Regions from separate parts of the Homo sapiens genome. Here region 2 is linked to region 1. Evidence: chromatin contacts called from ENCODE Hi-C data. All regions are on one chromosome and are shown on one strand. The core of a region is the stretch at or near the end of the contact, and the rest is flanking DNA. Distances in the headings are between cores, read along the strand shown. Region 1 holds the start of MYEF2 (myelin expression factor 2). Region 2 holds the start of FBN1-DT (FBN1 divergent transcript).

Region 1 (2,932 bases), core at 214-2,713:
GAATTGTAATATTACATTATGTTCATATAGCACTTTTTCCTACATAAAGTGCTTTCTTTTAATCCTCACCTCAATCCTGTAAGGTCGGTATTGCTATCCCTATTTATTGTAGAGAGATTGAGAAATGAGGTGACTTGCCCAGGGAGTTATGGGCAAAAAGAGGCAGAGCTGGGGTTCTAACCCAGATTTTGTCTGTCACAATTGAATGCCCTTTCTGCGATTATAAATCTTATGTCTCAGAGTTGAATGAGAAACAATTTATACAGCAACTACAATAGCATTCTTATCATTAAAATGTTCTGATTATGTGTGTGTGTGTTTGTGTATGTGTGTGTGTGTATGTGTGTGTGTGATGAAGTAGCTGAACTTGGTATTTTTCGGTAGAGGGTAGGAAACTACACATTGAAAAGCCGAAGATGAAATTATGTTATTTGAGTATTACTTTCTAACTATAACTTTACCACTGATGTGTGTATGATATTCTGCAAAGTGACTAAACTGTACGTGTTTGCTTCTTCATGGAAAAAAAATTTGGGAAGGCATTTAAACTTTTCAGCTGAAAAAGGTTATGTCAATGTGAAAGATTATAGTACTCGAGAATTAGGAGTTGATTAAATTTAACGGTTTCCTTTTCATACTTAGGGGGAAAAATCTACGACTGTATTTTAAAACTCCATATGGCAATTAAATTTGAGAGCGTATAACTAACTACTTCACTAGAATTTCCATCAGTATACAATAAACACACAGTCAAAACCTCAAATGTCCATTATTAGCCCATCTAGTAGACGATATTTTATAATTATGGATTCCCCATATTGATTGATGTCCAGAGAAAAACTGCAGTCTTCTCTTACTAAGCTGATAGTTGAGTTCCTGGGAAATCCTCACCCCCTAAGAACAAATAATTCTCAAAGAAATTCAAAGTCATTCCTTTTGGTGAATTGCAATCAGTCATCAATAACTATTTATGGAATGTCCGAAGGGTGCCTAGGCATTGAAATGGCAAGAGACTTATATTTGCTTAATTCAAAGGATTTCTAAAGGCAGTCTGAGGACTTGCAAGAAGTCTTTAAAGATGCAAAGTGGTGTGTTCTTTAACTGCCCCTACCTGGAATGAATTGAACAGTCTGGGTGTTAGGGCTTTGATGTCTAATCCCGCTTTGCAAGCGAAGACTCCACTGGTGCCAAGCGACAGGCGGGCTGGTGGGCAGACATGGCACCACCACCGGGGGCTTTCAGGACTGGTCCAGCCCTCCCAGGCAGGTGTAGGGCCGACTGCAGCAACAGCGGCCCTGACCCCAGCTCCCATGGCTCCCCTCCCCCCGCACTCCCACCCCCCGCACCCGGCACACACCATCTCCCAGTCACCCAGTCTCGACCGGTTCTCGCGAGATCCGGGTTACTGAGCGCTCGGGGCCTTTTCAAATCGGGATCCGTTACCGCTTCCCCGGCAGCCGCCATTGTCGCGCTCGGAGCCCCTCAGCTCAGGCGGCCGAGGCGGAGGCAGCGGCGGCGGGATGGCGGACGCCAACAAGGCCGAGGTGCCCGGGGCCACTGGTGGCGACAGCCCGCACCTGCAGCCCGCAGAGCCGCCGGGCGAGCCGCGGCGAGAGCCGCACCCCGCGGAGGCGGAGAAGCAGCAGCCGCAGCACAGCAGCAGCTCCAATGGCGTTAAAATGTATTGTCTTTTCCTCCGGGAACCGGGGCGAGGTGGGGGGCGGGGAGTCTACCGGGCGGCTAGAGGCCGGGCTGTGCCCCGATGGGGGACAACCACCCCCAGACCCCGGCCCGCCCCCGGGCCATCGGCTTCCTGAGGAGCAGGTGCAGCTGGGCCGCTCCCAGGCCCTTCCCCGCCCGCCCCAGGCCTGGCCGCCTGTGGTCTGGGAGCCGGGGCTGGGGGCCCGGGGACCAGCGCTCTTCCCTGATTTCTAGCCCGAGACAGCGAACACCCCTCTTCCCTGACTTTGGTTAAAGAATCTTTGAGCAAAGCTCAGCGACCGCCACGGTTTGCAGGAAAATGGTCCCCCTTTAAGGACCAGTAGTTAGTGTTCATCACTAGGGAGTATCTAGGGATGACATCATCGGACATTTCCTCTTAACCACCGAGAACATATTTAAAAGGAATATTCCTGGCTTCTTTCTGAGCTTCACAAGTTTAGTGTTTTGTTGTTTTCTAAAGTGTATGTTCATTTTTAAACTGATTTATACCGAGAGGAAGTTTAATAATGTGCTGTTAGACTCTATGTTTTGTGTTACTCTTGAATTGGCTAGACGTACTTTAAAAAGGGAAATGTGCGATGTGCGTGGCTTCCCTTCCCACTGGGTAATGTGCGTCAGCTGTGGAGAGTATTTTTTTTTTTAACTCAGTGTATGATTATCTTAAGTTTGGTATAATAGATGGTTAAGATTTTTTTTTTCCCAAATGAAGGAAGACTTTTAAGGTCGCAGCTGTCACCAGTGCCTATAAAGAATTTAGTTGACCCCAATCCATAATAATTTCTGGTTCTAGGGAAATGTTATGCTCTCCTTTGTTCCTGTCCTGTGGGAGGATATGAAGTTAAGCGCTTACTTTCATATGCCTACCTCCTTAAACCTGAAGTTGAAAGTATGTTAATAATTAAGTGAAAACATCCTTTTCCTTCTCTGTTATGCCTCAGAGCAGAAAGCAATAGATATATGCTCACAGTAAAATAGACAAGGGAAAGGTCTTTCTGACCTTTGTATAAGCATGTTTGAAATTGTATGGTAAGAACTGGACCAGTCTGTGTAAAAGTTGGTGGCAAAAAAGATGGGGTAGCTCTCCCCAGCTCTTTGACACTCTTGCTCTCAAATGAGTTTGAACAGGATCGGCAGCATCTTCTAGGAGAATAGAGGTGCAGGTATAAGAGATTGGAACTTAGTGGAGTTTATTCCTGGATGAAGAGTGGTG
Region 2 (2,735 bases), core at 145-2,644, 470 kb before region 1:
AACATCTTGAATGAATGATCTCCTTTACTCAGCCAGGAGTGTGTGACCAAGGCTCTCATTCATGAATCTGCTAAGAGACCTTTTGCAGGTGAGACCTTAAAGTACACCACATACATACTTACAGGACTATGGCTTTAGATCAGCTCATAGTTCCCACAGTTTTTCTGTTTCATCTTCATGTATCACAGCAGTTCAGCATGTCCATCATCACCATTACAACCCTGTGTGGTGGACACTACAAGTCCCATCTTGTATTTGGAAAGAAGTTGAATAACTTGCCCAGGTCTCTCTACCCTACTGTCTGGGCCCCTTTACAAACGGTTACAAATAAGGAAAATCCCTTTCAACAAGATACATTCCCAGGGTACCTGTTTGTGCTGAGCTTTTATTATTGGCTTGACAGCAGGCTGGTGGCTGCTTGCAGGGGATCTTCTGGGGGTCTCCAGTTACAGCAGCCAGGACCCAGTGTGCGACTTCAGGCCTTCCTAAACTGTTACAGGGTGCAGGCATCATTGGGCATTATCCATATAAGGATGCCACAAATACTATACCTTTCAAAGCCACTAAATTCACTGTGCCGCGCATATCCTGGGGAGAGGCAGCTGTGTGTGGGGGAGGGCGAGGGGACCGGGAGGGTGTAAGTAGAGTCCTCCAGATGAACCCCAGTCTTAATCTGGGCTGGGCAAGAGGACCATCCCTTCACCGCTCCCATCCTACATCCTAGGTTCCAACATTTACAGGCCCCTGGGTTGGACACCGACTTAGAGAGAGCACCCTGGATTCAGGCCTGGGTGGCTTGAATTGAGCCTCAGAAGAGCCGCGTCTGGAGTGGGCTCTCGACACCCAGGGCAAGTGGGGGCGGCAGAGCCCTCTCCTCGGTCGGCACAGCAGCCTCTGCCGCGGTCCCGGCCTGCGACGCGCCCAGTCTTAGCCTCCCGGCCTCCGGCGTCTGCTGAGTGTCCGGCGGGAGAGGCGCAGGGAGCGCGCTACCGGGAGGCGCGGGCAGCGGGGACTGGTTTTCTCTCGGGCCAGGGCCTCCGGGGCAACCGTCTCCAGCGCGCATTCTTGGTGCAGGTGGAACAGCTTTCTGCTCCGGTAGGGCTTCACCTATCGCGGGAGAGGTTAATCTCGGATCTAAACCTCGCAGCCGCAGAGCGGGCTAAAACCGCTACTCCACCTCTTCCCATTTCTCCCCTCCCCACCTCAAGACAAAAAGTCCCAGGCCGGGCAGGACCTGATCACCTCTGCCTCCTCCCACTGCGCTAATCCTGCGAGCGAGAGGCCCCGCACCGAGGCGGAGGCTGGCAAAGGGGAGTGGAAAGGGAGGATGGATGGGGCCGGGGGGTGGGGTGGTGATGAGGGCGACGAAGGAGGGGGTGTCATTTTCTTTTTCTTTCTTTTTTTAAAAAAAGTATTTCTCTCGCGAGAAACCGCTGCGCGGACGATACTTGAAGAGGTGGGGAAAGGAGGGGGCTGCGGGAGCCGCGGCAGAGACTGTGGGTGCCACAAGCGGACAGGAGCCACAGCTGGGACAGCTGCGAGCGGAGCCGAGCAGTGGCTGTAGCGGCCACGACTGGGAGCAGCCGCCGCCGCCTCCTCGGGAGTCGGAGCCGCCGCTTCTCCAGTGGGTGCAGCCGGGGTCCCGACGGGGGTCGGGCGGCCACCGGGGCTGGAGCTGCGGCCACGGAGGCTTTTGCGTTTGCGCCGCGCCGAGGGCAGGGACAGGGACTGGGGTGAGGGGCTGTCCCGGAACGTCCACAGCTGGCGCTGGCCCTCCCCTGCCTGACAGCTTCCTGGCCCGGGGCTCTTGGTGCCGGGCTCCGCGTCAGATGTTCGGGGGGCGGTGGCATCGCCCGGAGTCGGCGGGGACGGCGCGGCTGGCTTCCAGCCTGGCGGAGAGGGCAGGCTGAGGAGTGGGGCGTTCAGAGCGCGCATCGCGCGCAATTCGTGCCGCTAAAAAAAATAAACCCAGAGAGCTCGCCCGGGGCTTAGGACCGCTGGGGATATGGGTACTTTGCGCCGCGCTCTTCTGGCGGGGCCCGGGAGGCCGAGGGATCGGCCGGGGCTGCTGCCGCCGGGGGCCTGGGCTTTCCAGCCAGCTGTGGACCAAACGGTCTTCCCTTACCCAAATTAACTGCGCCACGCGCAGGCGGCGCACGGGTTGGGCTTGGGAATGGGGACCGCGAGGCTTCAGCATCCCGATGCCCTGAAAGTCTCCCCGCCTCGGGGATTTGTCTCTGTGTTGCAGCTGGCAGGGGCCGCCTGAAGTGGGAGCAGCGCCTGGAGAAGGCGGGAGGAGCCCGGCCCGGGGGACGGGCGGCGGGATAGCGGGACCCCGGCGGCGCGGTGCGCTTCAGGGCGCAGCGGCGGCCGCAGACCGAGCCCCGGGCGCGGCAAGAGGCGGCGGGAGCCGGTGGCGGCTCGGCATCATGCGTCGAGGGCGTCTGCTGGAGATCGCCCTGGGATTTACCGTGCTTTTAGCGTCCTACACGAGCCATGGGGCGGACGCCAATTTGGAGGCTGGGAACGTGAAGGAAACCAGAGCCAGTCGGGCCAAGAGAAGAGGCGGTGGAGGACACGACGCGCTTAAAGGGTAAAGGAACCGGTTCCCTCCTTTGGTGTGGGTCTCCCAAGTTTCAAGATCCAGAACAACGGGCAGGATGACTCTCCCTGTGGAAGACTCCTTGGCAAGACCTCCTGGGGGCACCTTAGAGGTGCTAGGGTTGTTTAGTCCC

The links. A loop is a pair of places that touch in the nucleus more often than their neighbours do. Pooled maps may share reads with other maps.
Region 2: a map with no recorded cell type shows a loop between it and region 1 (10-fold over the local background). The contact joins the promoter of FBN1-DT here to the promoter of MYEF2 in region 1. A Hi-C loop is called at or near these places in 6 of 37 single-sample maps with no recorded cell type and 5 of 50 pooled maps.

What each region holds. Positions count from the first base shown.
Region 1 is chr15:48,176,826-48,179,757 of GRCh38, reverse strand. MYEF2 (myelin expression factor 2) reads left to right here and starts at 1,463. Exons shown (of 17, transcript NM_016132.5): 1 at 1,463-1,681. The coding sequence starts at 1,521. It also overlaps a transcript of CTXN2 not described here. RefSeq lists silencers at 1,222-1,321, 1,492-1,921, 1,952-2,121 and an enhancer at 868-1,519.
Region 2 is chr15:48,644,464-48,647,198 of GRCh38, reverse strand. It overlaps FBN1-DT (FBN1 divergent transcript), which reads right to left and starts at 1,394. Exons shown (of 2, transcript NR_183872.1): 1 at 369-1,394. FBN1 (fibrillin 1) reads left to right here and starts at 1,490. Exons shown (of 66, transcript NM_000138.5): 1 at 1,490-1,624; 2 at 2,249-2,593. The coding sequence starts at 2,430. RefSeq lists enhancers at 1,326-1,415, 928-1,452 and silencers at 1,526-1,605, 1,646-1,825, 2,236-2,365, 2,466-2,515.